Regions from separate parts of the Homo sapiens genome. Here region 1 is linked to region 2. A link is an interaction called in ENCODE POLR2A ChIA-PET data of the cell type or tissue named here. Cell type or tissue: PC-3. All regions are shown on one strand. Links, peaks and the distances in the headings refer to the core of each region. The heading gives the core; the rest is flanking DNA.

Region 1 (16,889 bases), core at 3,207-11,206, 57 kb after region 2:
TGAGGTCTAAGTATTCTTAAAAACACTAAGGGAAAGAAAAATCTTCTAGGAAAAGAGAATGAAGAATTCCCCGAAAAAGAATACTTATTATCTTTTAAAAAATCTTGGCTAGGTGCAGTGGTGCACTACTGTAATCTCAGTACTTTGGGAGGCTAAGGCAGGTAGATCACGTGAGCCTAGGAGTTTGAGACCAGCCTGGGCAACATGGAAAAACCCTATCTCTAAAAACATATTGTAAAACAACAGCCAGTCCTGGTGGCATGCACCCGTAAACCCAGCTACTCGGGAGGCTGAGGTGGGAGGATCGCTTGTGCCTGGGAAGTTGCAGCTGCAGTAAGCTGAGATCATGCCACTGTACTCCAGCCTAGGCAACAAAGTGAGACCATGTCTCAAAAGACCTTTTTTTAAATAAAAAAATCTTAATCATGTTACATGAAGTTACAGATCTAAATGTGGTCACTTGAATAAAAATACAAGTCTCACAAATTATTGGAAGAAACATACACACAAACCAAAGTGGGAGGATATGGCAAAAGATAGAAACAAATTAAAAAATCCTCATAGTACAGAAAGCATACCATACAATAACAGAAATCAGCCCCAAAATATCTGGTTTAAACTATATATTTTACATACTAAACACAAACTTGATTCACACAATAAGAATGAATCTTAAATGAATTTTGCTAAGTAAAAAAAAGCCAGAACCACTAGTCTACATATTTTATAATTTCATGTATGTGACATTCTAGAAAATGCCAAACTACAGAGATGAAAAACAGATTAACTTTTCCCATGGTTGGCAGGTGGAAGGGACCAACTACCGTAAAGGAGCAATATTTTAGGTTTCTTTCAGCAAATACTAATTTAAAAATATCAATTAGGATGTTAAGGGAACCCAAGATGGAATGCAAACTGTGATAAATTAGTCTAAATGTATTAAATATGTATGAAATAAACTTACTGAAAGTGGTGGGAATGAAAAGACCCTAAATAACTGTAGCCAACAGTATTTCCTTTACATACTATAGTGCTAAAGACAAAAAGAACTATATATAAGCATTGTATTCTGGTAAATTGGTTTATCACAGAGGTATGATTCAGCAATTTTTTTTTTTTTTGAGATGGAGTTTTGCTCTTGTTACGCAGGCTGGAGTGCAGTGGCACGATCTTGACTCACTGCAACCTCTGCCTCCCAGGTTCAAGCAATTCTCTTGCCTCAGCCTCCCGAGTAGCTGGGATTACAGCATGTGTCACTACGCCCGGCTAATTTTGTATTTTTGTTAGAGACGCAGTTTCTCCATGTTGGTAAGGCTGCTCTCGAACTCCCGACTTCAGGTGATCTGCCCGCCTCAGCCTCCCAAAGTGCTGAGATTACAGGCATGAGCCACTGTACCCAGCCAGCAATTTTTAAACGACTTTATATGTATACTAGGTTTGCATAAATAAGTAAATACATGTCAAATAATCAGAGCCAGCTTTCTCACTATCAGAGAAGGAAGTTAAAATAAGTCAAAGGGAAATGCTAGCATGAACTCTGTGGTACTGAATTAGAGTAAGAGATACCATTATAAACTCACGATTTTATATATATTATAAACACACATAGGTAACAGGATTAAATACAATGTGTGTCTATGTATACATGAGTTAGCAGACATAAGCATATTTCCTAATTCTATCTGCTGAGAGAACCTAGAAGCAATTACTGCCAGTAGCTTACGAGAAAACAGTGCTCAGATGCTGGTTTTGAAACACCTTCCCACCTACCTTCCCTCCCTCCCTCCCTCTCCCTCCTTTTTCTCTCTTCTCTTCTTTCTTTTCTTTCTCTTTCTCCCTCTCTCTCTTTTCTTCTTTTATTTCTCTCTTTCTCTCTTCGCTCTCTCTTTCTCTCTCTTTCTCTGTTTAGAGACAGGGCCTTGCTCTGTCACCTAGGCTGGAGTGCAGTGTCATGATCATGGCTCACACAGGCTCAACCTCCTGGGCTCATGCAATTCTCCTGCCTAAACCTCCCAAGTAGCTAGGTCTCAGGCACATGTCACTATGCCTGGCTAATTTTTTTTTTTAAGAGATGGGGGTCTTACTACATTGTCCAGGCTGGTCTCAAACTCCTGGCCTCATGTGATCCTTCTGTCTCAGCATCCCAAAGTGTTAGGATTAGAGAATTGAGTCACCATGCCTGGTCCTTCTCTTTGATAAAGTGAACCAGTGATCCTTGGAGAAACAAGCTGGGGTACAGAAAGTCTAGATGATCTTGTAGTGCCAGAAAGTAAGAAAGTAATAAAAAGATGACAGGTCTGTCACAATGATACAGAAGCCAATGTGACAAAGCTCTCAATAGTTAAATCTCGAATTTGAGTAGTAAAAGTGACACAGTTTTAGATTATAACCCAAAGAACTAAATAAATATCCATGAGCCCTATTGATATAAATGACAATTAAGGGTTTTTTGTTTTGTTTTTTTTTGTTTGCTTTGTTTTTTGTTTTTTTGAGATGGAGTCTTGCTCTGTTGTCAAGCTGGAGTGCAGTGGCGTGAACTCGGCTCACTGAAACCTCTGCCTCCCGGGTTCAAGCGATTCTCCTGCTTCAGCCTCCCAAGTAGCTGGGATTACAGGTGCGTGCCACCACGCCCAGTTAATTTTGTATTTTTAGTAGAGACGGGGTTTCACCATGTTGGTCAGAATGGTCTCGATCTCCTGACCTCATGATCTGCCTACCTCAGCCTCCCAAAGTGCTGGGATTACAGGCGTGAGCCTCCGCACCAGGCAGAATTTATGAAAAATGGAAACAAACCAGGTGTAGTGGCTCAGGCCTGTAATTCCAGCACTTTGGAAGGGCGAGTTGTGAGGATTGCTTGAGCCTAGAAGGTTCAAGACCAGCCTGGGCAACACAGTGAAATTCCATCTACATACACATGCAAACACACACACACACCCCCACACACATGGGAGCCTAAGGTGGGAGATCAATTAAGCCCAGGATGCTGAGGTTTCAGCGAGCCATGATCTCGCCACTGCACTCCAGCCTGGATGACACAGAGAGAATGAGGGGAGGGGAGGGAGAAAGGAGAGAAAGGAAAGAAAGGAAAGAAAGGGAAGGGAAGGGAAGGAAAGGAGAGGAAAGGGGGAGAGAAAAAGAAAGAAAGAAAATAAAGGAAAAGAAAAGAAAGAAAGAAAAGAAAAGACTACTGAATTTGTAAAAAACGAATACAGAGTAGGTGTGGTGGGTCACACATGTGATCTCAGCACTTTGGGAGGCTGAGGAGGGAAGATCACTTGAGTTCAGGCATTTGAGACTAGGCTCGGTAACACAGTGAGGCCCTGCCTCTTAAAAAAAGAATTAGTTAATTGGGCGTGGTGGCACATGCCTATAGTCCTAGCTACTCAGGTAGATCACTTGAGCCCAGAAGGTTGAGGCAGCAGTGAGTCACGATCACACCACTGCACTCCAACCTGAGATATAGAGTGAGAACCCATCTCGAAAAAAAAATTAAAGAATATTAAAAATGGAAGCAAAGAGACAAATCTTCCTTAAAGAATTTGAATTATTAAATATAGAATAAATGAGGGAAATAGAAAATCACCATTAGAACACCATAGTTGTAATTGGTATAGGCAATATCCACTAATAAATGCTATAAATCAGTGGGTAAAACTTTAAAAAACTAGAATATTTGCATAATTTCATAATATCTCTCCACTAATATTTATTAATTACTGTGGTGGCTATATCCTTCCTCTATGAGGTTTCTAAACACTATTCATTTTGTATTTACCCCCCCACCCCCAAGTGTGGGGTGGATTTAGTGATTCATTTCTAATGAACTGTATATGGAAAGGAACAAATAGACAATGGAGAAACCCAATGGACACCACCTTAACTTGATGTTCAAGGTTCACACTAACAGTAACAGATTGATACTACGTACACCTTGATGTGATACATTGGGAAAGCAAAATCACCTCAGTGGTGGTATTCTCAAAACCCCATAATTTCAGTCTAATTACAAGGAAACAACAGATAAACTCAAATTGAAAGATATCCTACAAACTATCTGACCTCTACTCTTCATAAGTGTCAAGGCCACAAAAGAGAAGGCAAGACAGAGCAACATGACAATGAAATGTCAAGTAGTATCCTCCAACAGATCCTGGAACAGAAAAAGGACATTACTTAAGAAACTGGGAAAATAAACCTGTAGTTTAGTTAATGGTATTGTACCAATGTTAATTTAGCTTTGATGAAGATCCTACAGTTATTTAAGGTGTTAATATTAGGAGAAGCTAGGTGAAGAGTACATGGAACTTATTTTTACTATCTTAGAACATTTCTATAAATCTAAAATTATTTCAAAATAAAACTATTTAGGCCAGGCACAGTGGCTCTCTCTCTATATGTGTGTGTGTGTGTGTGTGTGTGTCTGTGTGTATATGTATGTGTGTGTATATATATATATTTATATTAGGCATGGTGGTGCACACCTGCAGTCCCAGCTACTCAGGAGGTTGAAGTGGGAGAATCACCTGAGCCCAGTAGTTCAAGGTTGCGGTGAGCCATGATCACATCACTGTCTTCCAGCCTGGGTGGCAGAGTGAGACCCTATCTCAAAAAAATGAAAACAAACAAACAAAATCTGCCCCCCAAAACAAACAAAAAACTATTGATGAAAAAATAGCCACAATGAGATATCAATAAATACCCATTAGTATTGGCTAAAATTATGACATCTAAAAATAGCCCCAAATGGTGTTGAGATAGCTGGCATGTGGAAAAAGACAAAATAGAGTATGGAAAAAACACTGTCATATCAGTTCTTTATATGAGACCACTTTCTGCGATGATGGAAATGTTCCTTTTCACTATCCAATATGGTAGCCACTACCCCTATTTGGCTATATGAGCACTTGATAAGTGGCTACAATGGCTGAAAATTTTAAACTTTAATTTTTAAAAATGTACAGGTAAAGAGCCACATGTAGCTAGTAGCTACCAGACGACAATGCATTTCTAGGTCTTATTAGGAAATTAGGTGATAGAGGAACAACACTACAAAAGGAAGCACTGAACCTTGTAGAACATTATATGAGACAAATGTAAGACCTGGCTTCTCTGACAAACCAAAGGAAAGCTAAAAAATGGAGTGGAGGGGAGGAAAATGACTTACAGAAAGAAGAATCTTATCAGACATCACAACTAGATGACATCTCTATTGATGCAGAAAAACTATTTGGCAAAATTCAACATCTTTTTATAATTAAATAAAAAAAAGGCACAGAGGAAATCACCTCAACCCAATAAAGACTGTATATGAAAAGCCGATGGGTAATATAATACTCGATGGTAAAAAACAGAAAGCTTTCCCTCAAAGACAATGAATAAAGCAAGGATGCCCCCCTTGCCACTTTTTTTTACCGACGGGATCTTGCTCTATCACCCAGACTGGAGTGCAGTGGTATGACCACAGCTCACTGTAACCTTGAACTCCTGAACTCGTGATTCTCCTGCCTTAGCCTTCCAAGTATGTAGGACTACAGGAGCATACCACCAGGCCCAACACAGTAGTGCTGGAAGTTGTATCCAGAGCAGTCAGCTAAAGAAAGAAAGAAAGGAAAGAGGAAATAGGAGGCATACAAGTTGGAAACAGAGAAGTAGAATTATTTCTTTAGATAACACAATCTTGTATGTATAAAAAGCCTAGAGACTGCACATACAAAAAAACCTATTAGGAGGAATAAATAAATTCAGCAAAGTTGCAGGACACAAAATAAACATAAAACAATTAATTGTGTTTGAAAATACTAACAATGAACAACCCAAAAAGAAAATTAAGAAAACAAATATATTAATAATAGCATTAAAAATGAATAAAATACTTATGAGTAACCAAGGAGGCACAAGATTTTTACATTGAAAACCACAAAACATTGATGAAAGAAATTAAAGAAGACACCAATAAATGAAAAGACGTCCTGTGTTCATGGATTGGAACTTAATACTGTTAAAATATCCATACTACTGAAAGGAATGTACAGATTCCTTTGCACATGCAATTCCTATACAAATCCCAATGACATTTTTTTGCAGATATAGAAAAAAATTCTAAAATTCATATAAAACTGCAAAGGCCCCCAAATACCATAACAATCTCAAGAAAGAAAAACAAAGATAGAGGCCTCAGAGTTCCTGATTTCAAAACATATTACACAAAGCAACAGCAATCAAAACAGTATAGTACTGATAGGCCAGGCATGGTGGCTCAAGCCTGTAATCCCAGAACTTTGGGAGGCTGAGGCAGGTGGATCACGAGGTCAGGAGATCGAGACCATCCTGGCTAACATGGTGAAACCCAGTCTCTACTAAAAACTGAAAAAATTAGCCAGGCGTGGTGGCAGGTGCTTGTAGTCCCAGCTACTTGGGAGGCTGAGGCAGGAGAATGGCGTGAACCTGGGAGGCGGAGCTTGCAGTGAGCAGAGATCATACCACTGCACTCCAGCCTGGGCAACAGAGTGAGAATCTATCTCAAAAAAAAAAAAAAAAAGAAAAAGTATAGTACTGATAATGCATACAGGATAGTTTCTTTGAGAAATGGTGGTGGGAAAAACAGGATATCCACATGCAAAAGAATAAAGTTAGACCCTTACCTTATTGTGTATATAAAAATAAACTCAAAATGAATTAAACAATTAAATTTAAAACCTAAAACTACACAACTCCAAGAAGAAAACACTGGAGAAAAAAGTTTCACAGCAATGAATTTGGTAATAATTTCTTAGATAAGACACCAAAAGCATGGGCAACAAAAGGAAAAATAAGACAAATGGGACTACCAAACTTACAAACTATTGCACAGCAAAGGAAACAACAGAGTAAAAAGGCAACTTATGAAGTGAGAGAAAATAGTTACAAACCATATATCCAATAAGGGATCAATATTCAGAATATATAAGGAACTCCACAACACCTCACCCCCGAAAGAATCCAAATGAAAAATTGTCAAAGGGCTTGAATAGATATTTTTCAAAGAAGATACAGAATGTGGAGAAATTGAAACGCTTGTGCACTATTGCTGACAATGTTAGATGACAAAGCCACTATGAAAACACTATGAAGTATCCTCAAAAAATTAAAAATGCCAGCAATCTCACTTCTGGAAATATATCCAAAAGATCTGAAAACAAGATGTTGATGAGATATTTGCACACCCATATTCATCGCAGAATTATTCAAAATAGCAAAGAAGTGGAAGCAATCTAAATGTCCATCAGCAGATGAATGTATAAAGAAAATGTGGCTGGGCGCGGTGGCTCACACCTGTAATCCTAGAACTTTGGGAGGCCAAGGAAGGCGGATCACCTGAGGTCAGGAGTTCGAGACCAGCCTGGCCAATGTGGTGAAACCCTGTCTCCACTAAAGATATAAAAATTAGTCAGGTGTGGTTGCGCGCACCTGTAGTCCCAGCTACTCCGGAGGCTGAGGCAGGAGAATTGCTCAAATCCAGGAGGCAGAGGTTGCAGTGAGCTCAGATTGCGCCATTGCATTCCAGCCTGGGTGACACAGCAAGACTCCATCTCAAAAAAAAAAAAAAAAAAGGTGGTATATATACAAAATGGAATATTACTTGGCCTAAAAAAAAGAGAGAAGGAAATCCTGTCATATGCTACAAGATGGATGAACCTTGAGGACATCATGGTAAGGGAAGTGAAATAAGCCAGCCATAAAAAGCCAGCCATAAACCATGATCCTACTTACATGAAATATCTAAAATAGTCAAATTCACGGAATCAGAGTGGAATGGTGGTTGCCTGGGGCTGTATGAAGGGGGCAAAGGGGAATTACTGTTCAATGGCTACAGAGTTTCCGTTTTGCAAGGTGTTTGTACAAGAAATCTATTGCACACAATGTGCATACAATTAACATTACTGTACTTTACACTTAAAAATGGTTAAGATAGACTGGGCACGGTGGCTTATGCCTATAATCCCAGCATTTTGGGAGGCCAAGATAGGAGGATCACTTGAGGCCAGGAGTTTGAGAACAGCCTGGGCAACATGGCAAAACCCCAGCTCTACAAAAAATTTTTAAAATGAGCTGGGTGAGGTGGTGTGTGCCTGTAGTCCTAGCTACTCTGGAGGCTGAAGTAGGAGGATCACTCGAGCCCCAGGAGTTCAAGGTTACAGTGAGCTATGCTATGCACTACTACACTCCAGTTCTGGGTGACACAGTGAGACCCTATCTCTAAAAAATAAATTAAAAGGTTAAAAAATATTTTTCTTTTGAGACAAGGGCTCACTCTATCACCCAGGCTGGAGTGCAGTGGTGCAATCACAGTTCACCGCAGCATCAAACTCCTGGGCTCAGGTGATTTTCTCACCTTAGCCTCCCGAGTAGCTCAGACTACAAGTGCGCACTATCATGCCCGGCTAATTTTCATAATTTTTTGTAGGGATGGGGTTTTGCAACATTGCTCAGGCTGTTCTCAAATTCCTGGGCTCAAGCAATCCTCCTGCCTTGGTCTCCCAGAGTGCTGGGATTACAGGTGTGAGCCACCATGTACAGCCTAAAGTGGGAAATTTTATGATATGTATTTTTGACCATAAGTCTTAAAAACACAACTAGATCTCTCTCTCTCACACACACACACCCACACATGCACATACACACACACCCCTTGTCTAGATTATAATTTGAACAAAACAAAGCAACTAGAAACTATTATTACTGAGATGATATTTTAATATGGACTAGATACTTTAATTGAAATTTTAATATGAACTAGGTATTAGAAGATACTAAGGGGTTACTATTGATAACATATGAGGACAGGTAATGAATACACAGGGATTCATAATGCCATTTATTTTTATTCTATCTTTGTGTGTATGATTAAAAGTTTTCTATAATAAAATAGATCTTTAGATCTGGATAGACTTTAGAGATAACCTATTCATCTTTCCATTTCAGAAGAGGAGAACTGTAGGCCCAGAAAGGTTATTAAACTTGCACATTATACAAATTAGTGGCAAAACTATGCCTAATAATATCTGAGGCCCAATTTGCCATCTAATGCTCTATCCAGCACATCATACTGACTCCTTCATAAGAGGCTCTACTGATCAGCAAAGAGTATATATAATAAATTTTACTGATTCTAACTAGGTAAAATGTTAAAAATCATGCCATTAACAATTATTTAAAGCTGACATGACAGCATGCCATATCTGAAAGGATCACTAGACATTACTTTATGAAGGTTTGGAGAGCACAAACTTATTAAAACTATAAAAGTCAAGGAGGTTTTGGCTTCACCAAATACTTCATCTCAACAACATCAAAAACAATCCCTAATGGGTAGTCTCAAAAATAAGAATGGCAAAAAAGTTAAGGCATAGCCTTTGTCTTTACGAAAACAGTGAGAAGAAAGAGACAAAATTATACATCTATCTACCTTCCTAAGGGCCTTTTAATACTACTTGCTACAACACCATCTTCTCCCTCTTCCCCAGTCAGAATCATTGCTCACCTGGGACCCTTACTGAATAGAAAAGGGCACTTGAGAAGAGAAGTACAGTTGTACTTTAAGAGTGTAATAAAATATAAAAAGTTAAGAGGCGGAAATAGCCATACAGTGTAGTGAGAACTAATGAGGAAATGTGGTATACAGGAAAAGACCTGGGTTTGAGAATTGGCTGTCAGTGACTAATGAGATTTGTGACCTCTACCTAGTTTCATAAAAATGTTTATTAAAATATTTAATAGAAATGAATTGAAACTGCAAAATCAACTACAATAAAAATAACATTTATATTCATTGTGATTCCAAGGCATAAAAAGATCACTTAATGTTTAATATAGAGATTTAAATGAAAATTAATATTTTCCTTATGAATTTTTTTGGGAAAATTAAATAGAGAAAAATAGAGACAAGTCTCCCATAATCTGACTTCTTAGAGATAAACTGAATAGATTTACTATTAATTATCAACTACCATAAAAAAGAAAAGATTTCATTTCATATATTATTCTACTATGAAATTATCTGGATAATTTCCATGAAAACTCTTTATTGTGATGCAGAAATGAATGTATTAAGTAAAAATTTTTTATCTTATTCTTTTGAATTCTAAGTACTAATAACTGGGCAATCTGAACTACGAAATCAAAGACACGAAGCAAGCCCTGGAGATATAAATAATCTATAACTTCACGTTAACATATGTGGTGGCTTTCTGTACTATCAACTCAGGATAGAGATGTCCAGAAATGGCAGTTTATTGTTCTTCATTGCATCAAGTCTGCAGTACCCTAGTAACTCACAGTTTCTTAGATATAGGCTTGCACCAGTAACAACGTGTTAAAATGTTGTTCAAAAGGTAAGAGACCATTAAAAGCATCCATGAATTTTGTTTTAATGCTATTACATGCACGATCTTTTCTTTGAGGTCATTTATCTTCATTGTAATAGTTTAATATAAGAAATAATTTTAAAAAAAGATGGTTATAATTACACTGCTGGATCAATAACCTATACTTTAAAAATACAAAACTTTGATTATTATCTTTTCCTTCTGTATCATACAAAAACATCTAAAATATGTCATTTAAGATACATATATACATGGCAATACAAACATGTATATATACATTAATTTATCATCATGCTGTTCTTGGAAAGATCTGCAATTTCATAAATTTATCTAGATTTGTTAAAGTGGATTGAGATTTTTATTTGTTGTATATAAATACCACTAAATCACTAAATGTCTCAGGTAACAGATATTAAAGGAAGACATGACATTTCAGCTAATGAAGCAAAGCCATTTATCTTGAAATTTTCTTGCTACAGAAAGAGAAACCTTTAAAAATGGCCTTAAGTTTGCAAAAATCAGCAACTTTAATCTACCCACTTTCTTTTGACCTTTACACTCAACCTCAAAAAAATGTTCAGCAACATAAATTTGATCTCAAAAGGCTGCTGCAGATCTCATTTTCTGCTGTTTTTCCATTAGGTATTTATGGGACTTGCGAGTGCTGCAAGGGACTAGTAAAACGCCAGAGTAATCCTGCAGTTCCTGTGTATGAATTCAGCTTTTCCCTTTGAGATGATAACTTTTTCCCAACTCTTGCCAAGGCCTTTTCAGATTCGAATTTAAAACTAAGACTATAGGTGTAATGTTCTTTTCAAGAGGTAGGATAGGTAAGTAGGGACTGAAGGCAGAGGGAAAGAGAATAAAACAGATTTAGTAGTTCAACTATCGAAACAAAATAATTTTTTAAGCTATTAAGGTAACTTGTTATACATTTGTACTATTTGAAATCATAGCATGCTTACACAGGATAGAAACTGAATCCAATGAGTTCTGAAGTTTGAAGAGCTCAGCTGTATGCATTTCTTCTCTTAACTGCATAGGAAACCAGCTGCTTCCATTTATGACATGTATTTTACACACATGCTCCGGTACATCCATGACATAACATGCAACAGTATACTTTCAGACAAGTTTGCCAAGAAGGGGGAAGAGGGATACGAATATATTAGTGAGACAAAAAAACATTATACAGTATATGTTCCTTTTTTGGAATGTTAGTAAGGTAAGAAAATAAATTTTAAGTTGTGTTTTCACTAATATGCCTTAAAATCCATTATAAAATACAAACAATAAAATCAATTAAAAATCCATCTATCATAAACAGAAGTTTATCAAAGTCTAAGTCACAAGTTTGAGACAAAAAAATTATTAAATTAGTAAAACCTATCACTTATACACTATGGAGAACGTACTATGGAATGCTAAACTATGAGACCAAGACTTTCCCCATAATTTATACAAAACTAGACCAAATTATCCCCATTTACCCTCTCTTAGTTAATGAAGCTTCCACCCTTGACTCATTTCTCTCGTAAACTATTCTTCAATTCAACAGCAATTTCTATTAAATCTACCTACACACTATATCCAGAGCCTGATTGTATCTTAACACCTCCATTGCTAATTCTCTAGTCCAAGTCATCATATCTCCCACTGGATTATTGCAATGACCTCCAAAGTGATCTCCCTATTTCTATCTTTGCCCCATTCAGTTTTGTCCATATAACAGTGAGAATAACCCTACTAAAATATAAGTCATGTTATGTTTCTCGTCTGCACAAAACCCTCTAAAGGCTTTTGATCTCATTCAGAGTCAAAACAAAACAAAAACAACAAAGTCTTTATAATGACCTATAAAGTCTTATTTAATATGCCCCTAGACTCTTTCCCAGTGTAATTATATCTCCTACTTACTTTTCCCATTGCTCATTTTACTCTAGCCATATTAATCTCCTGGCTATTCCTTAAACATGCTATGCTCCTGGCATAGAGACTTTATACTTGCTATTTATTCACTGATTGTTTTTCTCCCTAATATGTGCACAACTTGCTTCTTGAAATATTTTTAAACATCACTGTCTTGGGTGAGACTTTCCCTAATGATCAGATTTGAAAGTGTAACCTTTCATGCTAGACCTGAACACTCTTTTCTGTTTTATTTTTCTCCAAGGTTCTTATTACCATCTAATATACTAGATATTTTGTTTAAAGCATTACCCACTGAAAGGTAAGCACCCTGAGGACAGCAATATTTACCTGGTCGCTGCTATAAATTCACCACCTAGAAAAGTGGCAGGAATGTAGTATTCCTTTAATAGGAATAAATTAACCATGCAAAGCAGCCTTTACATTAAGTGCATTTCAAAAAGTGTCCTTTGAATTTCTGCTTCTCTCTCTCTCTCTTTTTTTCTTAAATAGTTGCCCAGGCTGCAGTGCAGTGGCATGATCATAGCTCACTGTAGCATCAAACTGTTGAGCTCAAGTAACCCACCCATCGTGGCTTCCAAAAATGTTGGGATTACAGGCATCAGCCACTGTGCCTGGCCTGCTTCTGTATGTATGTCTTGAATAAAAATAATTAAAAAGTTTTTGGGATATTGGAAGTTATGACAGAAACAAATATACAGTAAAACTATAAAACAACATCATTCCATGAATTGTGTATAGATTCTTATTTTATTTTTTTAAAGACATGGTCTCGCTGTATCACCAAGGCTGGAGTGCAGAGTCATGACTGTGGCTCCCTGCAACCTCGACCTTCCAGGCTCAAGTGATCCTCTTGATCCTCTTGCTTCAGCCTCCCAAGTAGCTGGGACCAAAGATGCATGCCACCATGTCCAGGTAATTTTTTTTTTTAAATTAATAGAGATGGGGGTCTCCCTATGTTGCCCAGGCTGGTCTTGAACTCCTGGGCTCAAATGTTCCTTTTGCCTCAGACTCTCAAGGTATTGTGATTACAGGCATGAGCCACTGTGCTCAGCTAGATTCTTAGAACAAACCTTGAGCACACTCACATGATATCCTTACAAAGATGAAAATTTCTAGAAACTTGAACACAAAGGATATAGACAAAGTTGAGTATCATGTATACGGTATGTCTTATGTGTACTGCTGTAATTTTTCTTGGTGGCCACTGTTTATTTGTAAAAAGACTATACGTATATAGTTTTGGAAAAACACAAGTAACATGTGTACAGGAATCTCTGAGTGTCTATAAGAATACCTCAATTCATATTAGTCATAAAATCAAGAGTACTTTCCAATTCAGTAAATTTCCTGTTAATAAGTTTTGCTTAGGACATTTCTCTTACATTTAGGCTCTGTATGTTTTCAAATAACAATCTAATTTCTTTCTAATAACATTTCCTTGCACCTTATTAATTATATTTACACCTTACCTATTCCCTTACAAGGATTAAGGCAGTTTAGAAAGACGTAAAAAAAAGACAAGATACCATGACAAAAATTTGGTGGTAAAGACGACGAATCTGCACAAGACAAGTTTGTTTTTAGCCTCCTAACAATGAGAAAAAAGAAAAAAGAAATTCAATGACACAATTAGAATTGTATAAAACAAGGGTCCCCAACCCCTCAGACATGGACGGATACAAATCCATGGCCTGTTAGGAACTGGGCCACACAGCAGGAGGTGAGTGCCAGATGTGCAAGTGAAGCTTCATCTGTATTTACAGCCACTCCTCATTGCTCAAATTACTGTCTGACCTCCACCTCCTGTCAGATAACTGGCGGCATTAGATTCTCATTAGAGTGCGAACCCTATTGTGAATTGTGCATGTGAGGGATCTAGCTTATGTGCTCCTTATGAGAATCTAGTGCCTGATGATCTGTCACTGACTCCCATCACCCCCAGATGGGACTGTCTAGTTGCAGGAAAACAAGTTCAGAGCTCCCACTGATTCTACATTATGGTGAGTTGTATAATTATTTCATTATATATTATACTGTAATAATAACAGAAATAAAGTGCACGACAAATGCAATGCACTTGAATAATCCTGAAACCACCCCTCCCCCACCCTGCCCTGTGGAAAATGATCTTCCACGAAACAGTCCTTGGTGCCAAAAAGGTTGGGGACCCCCAGTATAAAACACTGGTGAATCTAATAAATAGTAAAGATTTTTTATTTTAAAACTAGAAAAAAAATAAAATAATCACTTATTAGATAGCAATTTCTCAAGAACTTTAGCTTATTTTTCCATATTTACTGATAAAATTTGAGTCATCACAATGTTGGAATTCCAGGAGACAGGCTTGAGACCTTCATAAAGCCTAAATCCCTAAAGTCTGGACATGCTAAAACTTTCATGTTTATTCTAAATTTTATATGAGAGTCATCTTTATGTGTATCTCTAAATTTAATCAATAGCCTATCCTTAATATAGATTTCTGTCCTCATTTAGAGGGTATTTTTCATAAAAAGCCCAAGTTCTTATCATTCCAGAGGGTAACTGTTTATTTGATAAGTTGTAGGTAACAACAAACACATGTCACATTGGACGCTAGATAGTTAACAAGAATAATTCACTACCTAACATCACAGCAAATATGAGTTAAAGTATGCTAAATTTTTGAATGCCAAGAGACTATCTTGTTCTTTCATTTTGAAGCTGATGATTCCACTGTGACTAAACTGTAAGACTCTACCTGATGGTCAAAACACAAAAATTCTATGGATTTTAAAAACCAGATATGAAATATATATCTTATTGAATCACTTTCAGAAATTTCAGTAGTGAGTTCTAGGAGAAAATGTGGCTTGTGTACACACACACACATATACACACAAATATTTCAAAATACTTTCTATACTTTTTTTCTCTGTAGGTTGATTTACAAAATTTTAGAAAATTTCCTAAAATATACTCTTAGAAAGAGGTTTTAGTTTTCCTGGGAGTACCAAAATATAAAGTTTTTTTCTTAATACTCCGTATAACTTCTAATTTTTCTAAATTTTTCCATGTTCCCTATAATAGGTCAATAATTCAGAGAAACTATCTAATATAAAAATCTATTAATGATATTATAAAACTATCCTAAGCAATGTTTTAAATTTACTGCTGCTTAGGACATGGTGCTCTGGTATAAAAACAAAACAACAAACAAGAAAGACATACAAAAAGACTGCTCTCAAAACCTGCAAGGAATTTGTATAAGATTTAAAACAGACATATGCTTTTAAAGAACTTTTGAATGCAATAGTTAATGCACATAATAACTCAACAACCAACATAGATTCAAAGCTCTAACAGATACCATATGCAACCTGTAATAGAACCTGAGTCAAGATATTTCAGGCAACAGGATAATTTCATTTTCCATTTTAAATATCCACTTATTTTTAGTTAACTGGCCATAACATAGCACATGAAAATGCTGTCATTATTGTATAACAAAACTCTAGTACAGATAAGATATTTCATTACTAGTCAAGAAACTAAAATTTGGGGAGCACTATTACAAAAATGTTTTTCTATGTTTACTACAGAAGATATGCATACTGAATTTACCATTAGTTCTATAAAGTCTAGTACCTGTAAAGATAAATCTAGCTTAGGAAGTAGGTGAAACAGTAGGAGAGTTATACTTAGCCTACAAAATGTATGAATTCCAAACCATCAATTATATTAAATATCTACTATGTGGAAAGCTCTACGTCAGTTATAAAGGAAATAAATGTTTGTAAGATGTAATGCTATTGTAGTGGAAATACAACATATTAGTATTAGTACTGAGATAGGGAAGGATCAGAGATGTATCTAACATAAGTCACATTTCAAATCAGAATGAAACAATTAATTGAAATGCAAATACTATTACCAGGCTTTTTTCCTTGCCAAAATAATCAAACCCTTTGTTCTGACAATTATAACAGTATTAGGCTACACAAGCCATTCAGACTAGTAAGGTAAGAAAGTTTTAAGATGGAAGCAATGTGCAGATAAAATCAGATGTTAGCTGAGTAAAGCAAGAACTATATTTATTGCTTTCTGCTAACGTTTTTGAGACAAAGGAACAAATGTCTAGCAGCTGAACCAAGACAAGTTAGGGACTTAAATGGCATTGTTTAAAAAAAAAAAATTCTATTTCCGGTTTCTTAAGTTTATAGTTGGTTTACTCTAAGGACTTGCTCTAAGTATTCCTTACTTTAATCACAGAAGATGTCCTGTAAATTTAAGAACAGAAAACTGGCAACCTCCATTAGCAGTATTTCAATATTACAACAGTGTCTTTTATTAGAAAACTCAGTACTCCCTATTCATTCATCTGCTAGACAGAACTTCCTGGCTAACAGTCCATAGTGATGACATAATTTCTGACAGAGACATTCTGAATAAAATGGAGACTACCAGGACTAATCATTATAGCTTTACTTTAAACATTTTCTTAAGCTATTTGTAATTCATGAATAAAAGAAGCACTTTACTAGAACACATCTATCGTATGCTGTCATCCTAAAAGGAAAACTTCAGAGGAGAGGACACAAACAAAAACAACCTTTC
Region 2 (16,889 bases), core at 4,306-12,305:
CTCAATTTACAGATGAGGAAAAGGAATAGTAGTTGATAAATAAATCAGAGTGATGATTAAATTAAGGGAACAAAAAATAGCTTTCATAATCTAAACATTTTATTTTAATATATAAAGATACATCATTTGCTAATATTTAAAATAGGGTCAGCTGGGTGGGGGGCTCACACCTGTAATCTCAGCACTTTGGGAGGCAGAGGTGGGCAGTTCAAAATCACTTGAGGCCAGGAGTTCAAAATCAGCCTGGCCAACATGGCAAAACCCCATCTCTACTAAAAATACAAAAATTAGCCAGGCATGGTTGTGCACGCCTGTAGTCTCAGCTACTCGGGAAGCTGAGACACGAGAATTGCTTGAACCTGGGAAGTGGAGGTTGCAGTGAGCTGTGATGGTGCCACTGCACTCCAGCCTAGGCAATAAGAGCAAGACTCTGTCTCAAAAAAAAAAAAAAAAAAATAGGGTCAAAACCTTTGAGCATGCCTACAGACTGACATTCTAGAGTTTTTCTTGTAGAACCACATCTAGAATTCATAGTTTATGAATTCTCATTTTACTTTCTTAAAAATTTTATTTTTAGACAGGGTCTTACTCTGTTACCCAGACCGGAGTGCAGTTGCATGATCGTAGCTCACTGCAGCCTCAACCTCCCAGGTGCAAGCGATCCTCCCACCTTAGCCTCCCGAATAGCTGGGAATACAAGTGTGTGCCACCATGCCTGGCTAATTTTAAGAAAATAATTGGAGAGATGGGGTCCAACTATGTTGCCCAGGCTGGTTTCCAACACCTCTGCTCAAGCAATCCTCCCACTTCAACCTCCCAAAGTGCTAGGATTACAGGTGTGCGCTATGGTTCCTGGCCTAGTTTCAACTTCTTTAAAGCAGAGAGAAAACATAAAAACACCTATGAAGCACTCCTGAATACAGATGTTTACAGCTTTTTACTGCCTTTAATCTTTTATACTTTTCATGCCCACATCCAATTCAATAGCAACATTAAAAATAACTCATATGTATTTAGTTTTGGAACCAACCTTAACTCATTAAACTAATTCTCATTCTACTTGCATTCATATTTCATCAGAATATATAATGTTAAATAATTAAATAATGAACACAAATTTCACCAAGTTTAGGAAAAACATAATTAACTTTTGTAAGCAAATAACTTTGTTGGAACAGAAGTAAGGTGGTATAGCAGAGAGCAGCCCAATAGCTGTGAGTTTTCCCTCATGCACTTGGTACTATATTCATTATGTTTTAACAGGAATGAATGAAGAGTGTGAGTTATCAAAGCAAGTTAAAGTGAAGTGAAACTTAATAGATAACATGATCAATACTCCTAAAACTACTACCAACATTACCTAACAAAAATTGAGAATATATTCCATGAGCCAAGCTGAAACTTTACATGCATTAGAAAAACACATGGAATTGCCTTGTAGATTAAATGACGGTTTTTGTGAATACCCTTTTTAACTTTAAAGCATTATTCAATGGTAGGTTATGATAATTTTTAGTTGTCATGATTAGAACCCAGGACTATCAAAACACTCTTCCTCTGGCTTGACATTGCTACTTAAATATAAGGGGATCTTCCATGGAAATAACAGAAGTTTCATATATGGTGATCAAAAAATAACAAATTGGCACTTCTTCATTTTAGCAGTGTATTTTTGGAACTTAATGGCTTTAGAATAATGTTTCCTACTTTTAAACATATAAATGGAATCAAAGTATATATTCATTTTAATAGCTTTACTGAGGTATAACTGACATACAATTATCTGCACAAACTAAAAGTGTTTAATTAGATAAAACTTGACGTATGTATAAAGTACTGCAACCACAACCTCAATGGGAACACATCTATTACTCCTAAAAGTTTCCTCATGCCCGTTTGTGATCACTGCCTCATAGCATAACCCTGTCCCCAGACAACAATGGATCTGCCATCACCATAAATTTGTTAGCACTTTCTAGAATATAAATAGAATCATATAGAATGTACTTTACAGTATCTTACACTCAGCATAGGTATTCTAAAATTCTTCTATGCTGTTGGTTCATTTCTTATCAATAGTACAATTCTTTTATAGTTGAGTAGTATTCTATTCTATGGAAATATCACAATTTGTTTAACCAGTTACTAGTTGTGGATGTTTGGTTTGTTTTCCAGACTTTGGCCATTACAAATAAAGCTGCTATAAACACCTGTGTATGTCTTTACATGGACAGATGCTTTCATCTGTCCTGGGTGAATATCTAGGAGTGGGATAGCTAGGTCATTTGGAGGATGTATATTTAACTTTGTAAGAAACAAGAACACCATTCTCCAAAGTAGTTGTACCATTTTACATTCTAGCTGCTCCATATATCCTTACCAATATTTGGTATGGTCACACTTTCAGACATTCTAATAGCCGTGCAGTTGTTTGTTACGTGGGTTGAAGTTTGCGTTTTTAGATATGGATATTTAATTGCTCCAGAACGACTTGTCAAAAAGACTGTTTTCTTCCTCCATGAAAAAGCCTCTGAAACATTGTTGAAAAATAAATTTAGGTCTATTTCTGGACGTTCCCTTCTGTTCCATTGACTATTTGTCTATCATTACACCAATGCCACATTGTCTGGATTACTGTAGCTTTGTAATAAGTCTTCAAATCATGTAAAGGTCTTCTGATTTGGTTTTTAAAATCCACGTTGGTTTGGCTACTCTAGTCCAGTGCTTTTCCATATAAATATTAGAATCAACTTGACTTTAAAAAAAACTTCTGAAATTCTGACTGAATTACACTAAACTATAGATTATTTTGAGTAGAATTTATATTTAACAATACAGAGTCTTCTAATCTATGAACATGATATATCTCCCATTTGGGTCTTCTTAAATTTTTTCAACAATGTTTTGTAGTGTTCAGTGTATACATCTTTGGTCTGGTTTATCCCAAAGTAAATACTTTGTTATACTTTTTGATGGTATTGGAAATCGTATTTTTAAATTTCTGGTTGTTTCTTGCTAATATAGAAAAATACATTTGAGATTTAAATTTTTTATTCTGTATGCTACAATCTTGCTACGTCACTTAGTTCTAATAGCTTTTTTTTTTTTTTTTTTTTTGAGACAGAGTCTTGCTCTGTCGCCCAGACTGGAGTGCAGTGGCATGATCTCGGCTCATCGCAACCTCCGCCTCCTGGGTTCTCCTGCCTCAGGTCAGCCTCCCGGGTTCTCCTGCCTCAGCCTCCCAAGTAGCTGGAATTACAGGCGTGTGCCACCATGCCCAGCTAATTTTTGTATTTTTAGTAGAGACGCGGTTTTGCCATGTTGGCCACACTGGTCTAGAACTCTTGACCTCAAATGATCCACCAGCCTCGGCCTCCCAAAGTGCTGGGATTACAGGCGTGATGCACTATGCCCAGCCAGTTCTAATAGCTTTTTGAAGATGACATCAGATTTTGTATGAAGATGATCATGCTTTTGATAATAGAGACAGTTTTACTTCCTTCTTTCTAAATCTGGATTTTTTCATGCTTCTACTATTCCAAGGGTTTTTTTTTTTTTTTTGACACAGTTTCACCCTGTTGCCCAGGCTGGCGTGTGGTGGCATGATCTTGGCTCACTGCAACCTCTGCCTCCCCAGTTCAAGCGATTCTCCTGCCTCAGCCTCCCAAGTAGCTGGAATTACAGGTGCCCACCAACATGCCCTGCTATTTTGTGTATTATTAGTAGAGATGAGGTTTTGCAATGTTGGCCAGGCTGGTCTCAAACTCCTGACCCTCACCAATCCCTATTGGGATTGCAGGCATGAGCCACCATGCCCAGCCTCCGAGGGCTTTTAACAGAAATAGATGTCTGGATTTTTCAAAAGCTTTTAGGATAATCATGTGATTTTTCTTTTTAGTCTTAACATATTTAATTACATTGATGGATTTCAAAATGCTAAACCAATTCTACACTCCTAGTCATGATGAATTACTCTTTTAATATATTGTTCGGTTTGATGTGCTAAAATTATTTGAAGAATTTTTACATCTGTGTTTATGAGGGATATTGGTCTGTAGTTTTCTTGCAATACTTTGTTTTTGGTATGAAGGTAATGCTGACCTCATGAAATAAGATAGGTATATTTCTCCCTCTTCAATTTTCTGGGACAGTTTGTATACAATTGGTACTACATCTTTCTGAAATCTGTGTTAAAATTCAACACTGCCAAGTGCAGTGGCTCATGCTTGTAATCCCAGCACTTTGGGAGGCTGAGGTAGAAGGACTCGCTTCAGTGCAGGAGGTTGAAACCAGCCTGGGCAACAAAACGAGACCTCCTCTCTACAAAAATTAAAAATTAGCCAGCTGTGGTGGTTTGCACCTGTCGTCCTAGCTTCTCGGGAGGTTGAGGTAGGAGGATCATTTGAACCCAGGAGTTTGAGCTTGCAGTGAGACATGATTGTGCCATTGTATTATAGCCTGGGTGAGAGAGTGAGACCTTGTCTCAAAACAAACAAACAAACAAACAGAAAAGAATTAAACACTGAAGCAATTCAGCCTTTGAAGTTTCTTTGTAGCAAGGGTTTTAACTACAAATTCAATTTCTTTAATAATCTAAACAGACTTTTTCTATTTCTTCTTGAGTATGATTTAGTACTTTGTGTCTTTTAACAAATTTGTCCATTTCATAAAGGTTGTCAAATATATTGTAATAATATTGACAGGAGGGACCAGAACATCTAGTCTAGAGCTGATTTTAACCTGCTAATGAGACAAAATTCCTTTTAATACTCTACTTGAAGCCTCGTGAATTACGAGGTTATCCACTCTGACTAGTAGGATAGGAATGGTTATAGGTCCTCATGTGTGCACTGAGGATTGTCTTCTACAATCTTTTTAGGTGGTTCTTTTTGTGGTCTTCCTTAATTTCTTCACAAAAATGCACTGATTCATACTCAGCTGAAGACTTGTTGGGATTCTGCAAATGTCCTGTGTTCTCCCTCTATTCAGCTATTTCTTCTCTGGTACTTTTAACTTACAAACACTAGCTGTCTTAGACTCCTTGAACTTCCGGCTCCAACTCCTCATTAAAAGAGACTGCAAGGGTCTACTTGAGATACCCTTCTTTTTTCTTTTTGAGACAGAGTCTCAATCACACTGGCTGGAGTGCAGTGGTGCAATTTTGGCTCGCTGCAACCTCTGCTTCCCAGGTTCAAGTAATTCTCATGCCTCAGCCACCCGAGTAGCTGGGATTACAGGCGCACAACCACCCTGCCAGGCTTTTTTGTATTTTTAGTAGAGAGGGGGTTTCACCATGTTGGCCAGGCTGGTCTTGAACTCCTGACCTCAAAGGATCCACTCGCTTCAGCCTCCCAAAGTGCTGGTATTACAGGCGTGAGCCACTGTGCTTGGCCTTAGTTACCTTTCTTCTGTTGCCTGGAAATTATCTCCAAGGAGTTAGCTGGGGTAATCATCAGGTTTATCTTATTTATTTCTTGTCTCACAGGGATCATTGATCATTGCCTGTGAAGAAATAATCTTTGTGGACAAGGTATTATTTTTTTTAAATATTGAGGCTATCAGAAGTTTTAAATCATCATTACTACTGTACAATCCTCTGACAAGAGGAAGGTGACATGTAGAAAATAAGGGCCAAGTGTGTTTGATTTTAGCTGAGTTTTGACATTTTAAAAATTTATACTAAACACAGTATACTTTATTTTTTTGAGGGGGGAAATATTAAAGAATCCTACGTATATTCTCTGATAACTATATTTTATCCTTCGTCACATTTTAGAAGTAAAATGTCTCTTTTTTCCTGGAAAACTGAAGATAACATTATCACTATAGTATTCAAGGAGAAAAACAATGGATGATGAGATTAAAGGGATAAAGCATTTTACTCTACTTGCTTTTTATAATCAAATACGATATAATTTTTATTATCCCTATTAAATTTCATCACTCAACTGATATTTAGAGTCTACTAACATTTAAAAAAATCTGATTTTGACCTTCAACTTACCTAGTATGTATTAAGGTGTTGTATTATTTGCATTTGAATTATATGCAAATATAGCTTTATCTAAATCACTGTTTACTTAAGCAAAGGCAGGGTAAACACTGAGGCGTACCCCTAGAAATCAATTTATTTATCAACAGACCTTTTGAGACTGCTTCAATAAAATACCAAATACCTCTAATTGTCTTATAGCCAATCTTTATTATTCTATAGTCCACGTAATGACAGATGTTCTAAAATATACTATGTATCCACTGCTTATTGGTCTGCCATAATAGGTACTTAGGTACTATATAAATACCTCTTGAAGCGAATTCAAATGAACAATAATCATACCAAAAGAGAAAAGATTTTCTTGCCCCATGACTTACAGCCACGTAGCAGCTTACAGTTTTACCACTTCCTCTTCTAGGTGGGGAAAAATAATTCCTTTAATAATCTATGCTAAGCTGTGATCCAACTTTTAAGTTTACTGATTTGTAGAATAAAACTTTTTCAAAAAAATTGTGGTAAACTATACATATGATAAAATTTTCCATTTTAAGTATGCAATTCATTGGCACTAAATACATTCACAGTGTGGCGCAACTATCACCACTATCCATTTCCAGAACTTTTTCATCATCCCAAACAGAAGCTCTGTACTTATTACACAATAATGCCTCATTCCTCCCCACCCCACTCCCAGGTAATCACTATCCTACTATGTGTCTCTATGAATTTGCCTATTCTAGATACTTCTTGTAAGTGGAATTCTTCTTAGAAAATCCAATAATTGTCTGATGTGTCTGGCTTATTTTACTTAACATAGTATTTCCAAAATTCATTCATGTTGTAGCATGTATCAAAATTTTATTTAAGGCTAAATAATACTCCATTGTATATATACATGAAATTTTGTTTATTCATCTGTTGATGAATATTTGATTTGCTTCTATCTTAGCTATTGTGAATAATGCTGCTATGGACATTGGTGTACAATTATCTGAGTCCCTGCTTTCAGTTATTTTGGGTAATATACCTAGAAGTAGAACTGCTAGATCATATGGTAATAATTCTATGTTTAACATTTTGAGGAACCACCAAATTGTCTTCTACATTCCCATTTTACATTCCCACCAGCAATACACAAGTGTTTCCAATTTCTCCACATCTTCACCAATACTTGTTAATTTCCATTTTTTAAAACAATTGTCATTCTGATGGGTGTGAAGTGGTATCTAATTTTGGTTTTGATTTGCACTTCTTGAATGGTTATGTTGAGCATCTTTTCATGTGTTTACTGGCCATCTGTATATCTTCTTCGAATAAATGTTTATTAAATTCCTTTGATCATTATTGAATTATGTTGTTAGTTTGCTTATTGTTGAGTTGTTACTGTGTTAAATATTCTGAATATGAATCCTTTATCAGATATATGATTTGCAAATATTAACTCCCATTCCACTAGTTGTCTTTTCACATTCTTGTTAGTGTCCTTCGATGCCCAAAAATTGTTAATTTTGATGATGTCTAATTTATCTATTTTTTCCATTTGTTGCTTGTACTTTGGAGTCTTTTTTTTTTTTTTAAGTGAAGATTGTTTTGATATCATCAGCATCTGCTGCAAACTTAAACCACTTTTGGGACTTTCTTTTCTCTTTTGTCTCTACCAAACTTTTAGCATCATTCCCTGATTCTAAATACATTTTCCACCTTCTTTTTACATGTCTTTTACAAATTTGAGCTTTTTTTTTAAGTTTTAAAACTTTTATAAGTTCAGTGTTGTCACTGTATGTTTACATATTCATTGATACAATTTACATCGAGATTTTTACTTATCCATTTTTGCAGATATGTACACAAAGATACATATTCAATAACTGAGAAACAAGTGAAACTTCTGATCTATACTTTCAGGTTTGTTCGATCATGACACTTCTGATAAGGATCATGGACATACCAGTTTCACCTCTTCCAGAAGGACGTCGTCATTTTATCTTAAGAGTTTACTCTGGGTTTTATTGCCGAATACAAATTCCCTCAATCGCTTTTTTCTTGCAGGTGCCTTTTTCCATAATTTTTTCTTATAACCAGCCCTTCTCATCCAAAGGCCACAATGAAGTCGAAGAAACCTATAGATGACAGCTTTCACAATCCTTCTCTTGCCTTTTCCTGTACTGACGTATGTTAGAGATCTGGCTGGCAGCTTCAAGACACTTGGAAGCAAGAGGGCCACTCTATTAAGGATCGCTGAAGTATGCCCACATGTCAGGTTTCTCTCAGATGTGGTAAGTCTGGGAGTGGAGGAAACAACTGGTGTCTGAATATGACTAAAACGTCCAGTGGACAATGCAGAAATAAGAGAGGCATTTTTGACACAGTTTTGGTAGGCTGAAGATGCCAAAATATTCAGAGGCCATAAGATTCCTGAAGCTGCTCTCACTGCACCGGCAAAGGCAGAGGCAGCTATCTCGTTATCCTCCAAATTTGAGCTCTTATTAAAGAGTTTTCTGCGTGCTCTGCTATATTTTTTCAAAAGGTCCCTCCACATTCTCTCCTTAATTAAGATCATTTGTGACTATAAAGTCCAAATAGCATTTTTTATGGCATTCAATCTCCCTAAGCTTTCTTTACTTCCAAAGTTTCATTCTTTGGAATCATATTTATGTTTTTTTTTTTTTGTTTGTTTGTTTTTTGAGACGGAGTCTCGCTCTGTCCAGGCTGGAGTGCAGTGGCGCGATCTCGGCTCACTGCAAGCTCCGCCTCCTGGGTTCACGCCATTCTCCTGTCTCAGCCTCCCGAGTAGCTGGGACTACAGGCACTCGCCACCACGCCTGGCTCATTTTTTGTATTTTAAGTAGAGACGGGCTTTCACCGTGTTAGCCAGGATGGTCTCAATCTCCTGACCTCGTGATCCACCCGCCTCTGCCTCCCAAAGTGCTGGGATCACAGGCGTGAGCCACCGTGCCCGGCCTCTTTGGAATCATATTTATCTTTTTTAAAAGTTTTAAGATTTGTCTCTTAAACTCTAGAGAACTTATTTAAGTGCTGCCAGTCTGATCTTTCTTGACTATTTAGAACTCTGAGACCAAATGTTAACTTCTCCCAATGATTCTCAAGACTACTGAGACCAATGCTTTAATGTTATTCAAAAGGCTTGAATAGCACTTTTCCCATTTACTTCTTTTACCCTTTACAAAATAAAACTGTTAATAAGGAAAAACTAAATGGTAGATCTTAGTCAAATTAGGCTTCTAGCAGTTATATGGCACTTGGCTATTACCACTATTTCTTGCCAGTATCTCAATTTGTGAATTATCAAGAATATAGCATTTCCTTCCAATGTCACCATTTATAACCAATGTAACCATCACCTTTGCAGATACACTGTGATATTATTTCTATGGATCATCCTTTAATCTTTACCCAGGTGATCTCGTAAACTTCCAGGTCAATTTTTATGTTATTCTAGGCAGATGGCAGTTATTAGATATAAAATTGATGAATATATTCAAACTATGTTAGAACTATGGAATTAGAATCAGAATGAACTTCTGGGATGATTAATACAATACCTTCATTGTATACATTAAACCATCAAGTGACATGGCCAAGTCATAGGAAGACACACTGAAGGATTTTTTCCTCTTTCATGGATTTTTAAAGAGGTATAAACAGTAAATAAGAGGTATAAACAGTAAACAAGCAATCAAAGTAAATAAGCATTTAAGTAAATAAGCATTTCCATAATTTAGAATGGAAGAAAATACATTCTTGGTAGAAAGAAAAAACTGTACTTGTTGAGATGAAATTCCATTTTATCACCTTCAACTATAACAGACAATATTTTAAAAATATTATTAATAAAGAAATATAAATGTAATATATCAAAATTTACTCATAATTTATTAAACAAATATCAAATGGACTTAGACTCTGAAGAGACTTAAAAAAGTGATGAATGTGCTTTTTTATCCTGATTGTGGTCATAGTAACAGGACAGGTATCCATCTGTAAAAACTCACAGAAATTACAGTAAAAAGGATGACTCTTACTATAAGTAAATCAAACGTCAAACACCTTAAAAAAATAAATGTTGGGCCGGGCACAGTGGCTCATACCTGTAATCCTAGCACTTTGGGAGGCTGAGGCGATCAGATCACCTGAGGTCAGGAGTTCGTGACCAGCCTGGCCAACATGGTGAAACCCTGTCTCTACTAAAAACACAAAATTTAGCTGGGCATGGTGGCATGCGCCTATAACCCCAGCTACTTAGGAGGCTGAGGCAGGAGAACTGCTTGAACCCGGGAAGGAGAGGTTGTAGTGAGCCAAGATCATGCCATTATACTCCAGCCTGGATGAAAAGAGGGAAACTCCACCTCAAAAAAATAAAAATATAAAAATAAATAAATAAATGCTTCACTAAGAAAGAAGTTAGTATATACTGAAGGAAATATTGAAAATACTGAGAGCAGTTGACATTGAGGCAATTTTGTTGCACAATTCTCAAGGACATTTACACAAAAATTTAGGATTTAATTTATATATTTCTAAACATATATACACACATCAGAAATAAACAAACAAAAAACCCCCAGGTTCTTTTGAAAAAGGAAAGGTAACTCACTGTCTCATTTCCAAAAAGTATATCAACATAAGGCATAACTTTCATCAATGATTCCTTGTAGAACTGGCTAATAAACGGTGCAGATAGATTCAAAGTGAAAATCCTGTTGTTTTCAGAAGCATGGTGAGCCACCTTTAATACTGACTCTGGGGAAACTGTAAGAAAAAAGCCCTGGATGAAGAAAAAAGGAGGGAAAATTAGAAATACCATCTCCACAGTCACTCTCAGTGAGAATAAAAGAAACCTATACAAAATACAAAAGTATATAAAATACAATTATAAGATGCAAGGCAGAAAATAGCAACATTTGACTGGAAGGATATTTGATCATATGAGTACCATATGCTTGATACATGCCATTACTTCAGAGAATAAAGCATTACTTATTTCATACTAGGTTTATATGCTCAATACTAAAGAATTCTGGAAATTCATGAAAGAAAAAATGTTTGAAAGGTCTCATTCAAGACAATAATTACATTCGAATTAGGGAAATTGTACTATGAAGGCAAACTGAATCCTTTTAGCTTCTTACAAACAGTTTGGAATATATATTTTTTGAGATAAGGTTTCACTATATTGCCCAGGCTGGTCCTGAACTCCTGGGATAAAGCAATCCTCCTACCTCAGCCCTCCAAGTAGCTGGGATTACAGGTGCACACCACTGAGCCTGGCTGAGTTTGTATTCTTATAAGTGACTTTAAAATAATCTGTTAATTAAGATCATAACTTCTGGCTGGGTACAATGAATCACACCTGGAATTCCAGCACTTTGGGAGGCCAAGGTGGGCCAATCACTTGAGTCTAGGAGTTCCAAACCAGCTTGGGCAACATGGCGGAACTCTGTCTCTACAAAAATTTCAAAAATTAGCTGGGTGTGTTGGTGTGTGCCTGTGGTCCCAGCTACTCATGAGACTGAGACGGGAGGATTGCTATAGCCCAGGTGGTGGAGGTTGAAGTGAGCCGAGATGACACCACTGCACTCCAGCCTGGGAAATACACGGAGACCTTGTCTCTATATCAATCAATCAATCAATCATAACTTGTTACCTTAAGAAATATCTAAATTGATTTTTGAGGAAGATTCTGAATTAGAATTTTCAAATAATGAGAAAAGAATGCAGTAATGCAAAAGAAAAATATTTAATTTTTCTTTAAAATTTTCTTTAAATTTCTTTAAAATTTCATGTCAGGAAAGCTGCATTTAAAATGCTATTTATGTACAGCTTTAATATTAATGAAAGTCTTATTAAAACATATTCATGCTTTCTAGAGGAAAGCATAAGCAAAGACATACATGTATATACAGGAAATTAGTTTGGATGGTGCACAAACAAGTAAAGGAATACACAAAGGGCAATAATAGAGACTTGAAAAGGTCGGCGAAGTTAAGAATACAAAGGGCCTTGGATGGCAGGGTAGGAATCTATTTGGTGGGCAATGTGCAAGAGGGGTAGGGGTGGATCATGGGTAATGAATATTTCCGTGAAAGGAAGGAATAACAAGCTTATGGGAAAATTTAAAGCAAAGTTAACCTGGGCAGCAACAATTCAGCAACAGTTAATAAATGTCTACATTTGGCTGTGTAAAAGAAAACCATATTAGGAGTACTACATACAGGACTTGGCAATTGTTTAAGATGTGGAAGGCAAAGAAGAAAAGAGTCAAAAGATGATTGAGATTTTTGAATCTGGTTCTACCATTAATAAAAGTGGAAAATTCCAGAATAAGATCTGGCTTAGATGGTAAAGAGTGTTTAGTTGTGGTCATACTACAGTTGAGGTTCTAAGGGATCTCTAAGTATCTACCAGAAAGTTGGACTTAGAGGAAAGGTCATGAAAGAGGTGAGGTCAAAGAGGTGGTGTAATTCCCAAGGCAGAGAACACAGAACAAAAGACGACGAAGGAAAAAATGGAGAACAAAAATTAGAGGAAATAAAAAAGGAAAAGGAGAAAACAAGAGGAGGCCAAATGAGGAGAGGAGAAGTGATGGTGGAGAAACTAAGCAAGGGAAATTTTAAGAAGGTGCTATGGGGAAGTAGAGAAAGAAAGGAATGAGTAAAAGTCATAAGATTTGATGATTAACAGAAAGCACTTAGTATGATGGTAGAAGTAGTTGTTAAAAAAGGAATGGTGAGAAAGTAAGGTAAGAATAATTATTTTCAAAGCTTCATCAGTAATGATAATAAAACCATCTGAAATGTAATGAGTAATTATTGTGTCCCAGGCACTATACTATACAGCAACTCAGTTATTGTTTTTTCCTTACATCAAACCTATGAGGTGGACATATTAGTTTCTTTTGATAAATAAAGCAAGATAGAGAAGTTAAGAGATGTTTCTTAGGACACACAGCTTACATGTGATGAAGCCTGGATTCATATGACTCCAGATATGTTGCTAATTTGAGCAGATAATAAGAGGAGGAAAAGGCACAAACGCTTTTTTGCGGGGAAGGGTGGGCAGGGAAGGGAGGAAAGAAGAGATTTGCTTTTAAGGGCAGGGAAAGTTGGAAAGATTTTGCTTTTCAAAGAAAAGGATCTATTGGAGAAATAGAAGAATGAAGAGGCAAGGGAGAGAGGATAATTAGAGCAAAGAACTAGAGGAAGTGGGAGCACTGGAAACTAGAAGGGGAGAAGAACTGGCTTATAAATGGAAGAAATAACCTTGAAAATATAAAAGAAACTTCTGTTAAAAGTTACAAAAATGCTACTGAGATATTCACTTATAACTGAGGGACCAACGATTTCCATAATGCAAACTCTGAAAAGTTTAAAAAGAAAAAAAAATCTTTTAAAATATTACTTTCAAATTTCAAATAGACTACAATAAGAAGACTAAAAAAATTAATTTAGTGGCAGGAGCCATGTGTATTGGGGTCCATCTTTTAAGGAAGGGTTTATTGCCTTTATACATATTCTGAGACGTTAAGAGAGAATCGTCTACTATAATTGTGTCAGGGCCCAGAATACAATACCCCAAAATATGGCCCCCTAGCAATTGAGAAAACCCGCAGAAGCAAGGTCACTCTGACCTTCTCCCACCTTTCTGTGTGAAAGCTGGCCATAAAACCCTTTTCCAAAGGGGTCCTGTCCTATACCTGGTGGCCAAGAATAATCTAACAGACAGGACTTGCTGGCTTCCACATCCTTCAACCCTAGGTTTATTACCATTAGATCATACCCCTTTTGTCTAATGTTTCTCTACAACTATCCATGTCTTTCATCAGACTTCGCATAAAAATACAGTTTTTGCTGGTCTTTGGGTCTTAATTTCTGAAGGCTCCTGTGTCATGTAAAACTTTGTTAAATAAATTATGCTTTTCTCTTGTTAATCTGTTTCGTTACAGAGGGTTCAGTCATGACCCTTGCGATGGATGAGGAAAATATGTTACTTTTTCTCCCCTACAACTGCCTCTTATCACTTTAAAGTACTGCTAGTGAAATTCTAAATGTTTTAGTATGTTTAGTGAAATACAAAATGTTTTTGTATAATAACAATATTTCTCATCATTTAAAAATTGAATCCATTAATTCTTTACCAATATTCAAGTGTTCTAAGAGGCAACAAATCTTAGTCTTAGTTATTATTTTTAAATGTTTTTATCTTTCTTTTTTAACCAAGTATCCTATCACTTGCAAACTATGAGCATCCAAGCTGCTGCTTTGCTATTTCTGTCACTTGGAGAATTAAAACGAACAGTTTATACAGCATCTTGTCTCCATAGTAATATGGATGTACTGTCTTGCTTTTTAGTCTTTCATTTAATGAGAAGATTTTAAAGCTTTCCCCCTCTATTTCTCCCCAAACTGTTCCAGCATCAAATAAAAACCTCCCATAGCTAGCATTCTGCCAGCTGTGGATTAACCACAGCCAGCCACAGAATGGTCTACATAAATAGTAACCTGGTCAAATAATTAGGCTTCTCACCAACTTCAGACTGAAAATTTGATCTGTGCTAAAATACATCTGATTGTAATTTAAGGTACAGAACACTGTGCCCCTGGAGTCTAAATCTGGCCCCAATCCAAATGTATGTATGCTGTGTGTGTGTTTTCCTTTAAAATACAACACAAGAGTCTTGTGATATGGATAGTATGATGTCAATTTTGTTAATTTTATAAATATACAAAACTTGTCAACTTTTAAATAAAAGGCAAATTCACTATTTAAATTCTATTTTTGAATGATCTCTTGTTTTTCTTTAAGTAAATATTTAGTATTTAAACAATTTGGGGTTTATGCTCTGTTAGATCGCAAAGACTGTTAAAATTGATGCCATCCATAATTTTTCTTGCTAGATTTATAACCTTTGCTGGGCCACATGTTCCAGACTATAGTATCACCAAAAATAAAAACAGTGCCATTACAAAATTTTTTTTCTACATGTAAGGTTTGCAACAAAATCAAGTCTATAGTTTAGAAAAATATATAACCAATAAAATCTTGTGCTTTACTAATTAGGGATTTCAGTCTGCACAACAGTTAGCTGTTTATCGTTGATCCTATAACCAAAAGCAAAGTAGATGCTAACACTTAGAGGCTGGATAACGTTAATTAGAACTGAGAATGAAGTGGGACTGTTGTATTCATTATAACAGAAAACAAAACAACACAAAGTGGTAGCAGTAGGACAGATAGGGACAGACTAAAATAGAACCAAACAACCGTTTTAGTGGAGCCAGACTTAATGCTTGGAAATCGAAAAAACTTAAACACATTACACAACCACTCTAAGGATTTTTCAGAGTAGTCTAAACGTGAGGGAATGTTAGAAACAACATTGTTTAATATACTAAAGGAAAAAATTGCCCTTTTTGCTCTTTTTTTTTTTACCAGTGTTTACCTTAATTCAAGGTAATCATTTGGGGTTCTTTTAAATTGTCCTTGCCTAAGAACACAACCTCTTTTCATTATTTCTATTACCAATTATGTGAGGAATAGGGGTATGTGTATGTGTATGTGTGCATACACAACTATGTAAATTTCAGTTATTTATAACTCTTGGAAGTATAAGTCTATATTAATTCAAAAGGAAATAAACCTATGTAAAATAACCATGACTATAATTAATCAACTGTGGATACATGGTGATATAGAAAAAAAAAAGACTTTGTTTTTACTGAGAACAATATTCTGATCAGAATATAATAGGGAAGAATATATGATATTATTTTGAAATATTTGAAACAGTAGATTTTAATCTATTTGGGTCCATCTACTTCCTGATTAACTACACATATGCGTAAAACTATGCAGTGGTGGTCAGCAACTATATATAATGAGGCTTTATCTAAAAATAATGGGTAAGCACTGGATTCAACTGAAGGTTAAGAACTTGTAATTTAGTTTATTTTCTCACAATTACATAATCATATATTCCAGTTTGATAAAAACATTTTTTAAAAATACATAGAAAATCTATGATAAAAGAGAAGTAAATATCAAACTTCTAGAGTGGGAAAAACTTTGAAGCTTACAGAGGAAGTATTATCTAAATATTTGCTATAGTAAAAGTAAAGGGTTCAGTTGGTACTCCCAGAAGGAAAAAAACAAACAAATAAACAAAAGATGAGGAAAAACAAGACAAAGCGTTAGTATCTTTAGTCCACAAAGAAATTTAAAAGTAGACTAAAAATTAAACAAACATTAGGACACCAATAGATAAATAAACCATAACATTAAAAAGTATTCCATTGAAAGAGAAATACATAGTAAATAAATATGTAGAGAAATATTCCTCTCTAGTAACTAAAGAAACAATATGGTAACAATGATGAAGAAGGGTTGATTATACTCTTTGACCCAGTAATTCTACTTCTGAGAGTCTACTTTAAGAAAGTAATCCAAAACATGGGAAAATATACATTCATAAACTTATCAGTGTACTTATTTCATTGAAATCAATGTAAAAAAATGACAGAGGAACAGTCAAGAATTGGCTATATACTCTAAAGCTCACTACTGATCACTTAAAATGTGACTAGTGCAAAGAGAGGCTTGAATTTTAAATGTAATTTAAATTTAAATGAAGAAGCTACATGTACATGATGAGCATAAGTAACGTGGCTAGTATGATCGTGAAACTAAATTTTTAATTTACTTTCATTAATTTAAATGTAAAAATTGAAGCATTTCATATTTTTCTGCTGGAGCTTTATTGTTTTGGTAGGACTACATTTTATTTTGACATTGAAAGTTTAGTGACGTAATTCACTGGTATATATGTAAAATAGGTACATTTCAAAGATGTACTATGAAAAGAAGGTTAAAATCTAAT

What was found. Peaks named below come from ENCODE experiments on the same cell type or tissue, not always from the same donor. Only the 100,000 strongest peaks of a DNase experiment are listed, where the experiment ranks them.
Region 1: POLR2A ChIA-PET joins it to region 2 with 11 read pairs; 4 of 35 experiments call an interaction of 5 or more read pairs at or near these places.

Annotation. Positions count from the first base shown.
Region 1 is chr10:74,460,725-74,477,613 of GRCh38, reverse strand. All of the region lies in intron 6 of ADK (adenosine kinase), which reads right to left. Among named protein-coding and RNA genes, the nearest start is that of ADK-AS1, 60 kb to the left of the region's middle. In PC-3, for the core only: no CTCF peak of the experiment used is centred there; no DNase peak of the experiment used is centred there.
Region 2 is chr10:74,519,148-74,536,036 of GRCh38, reverse strand. ADK (adenosine kinase) reads right to left here. Exons shown (of 11, transcript NM_006721.4): 7 at 10,611-10,781. It overlaps ADK-AS1 (ADK antisense RNA 1), which reads left to right and starts at 6,713. Exons shown (of 5, transcript NR_120673.1): 1 at 6,713-6,744; 2 at 8,045-8,271. It also overlaps the pseudogene MRPL35P3. In PC-3, for the core only: no CTCF peak of the experiment used is centred there; no DNase peak of the experiment used is centred there.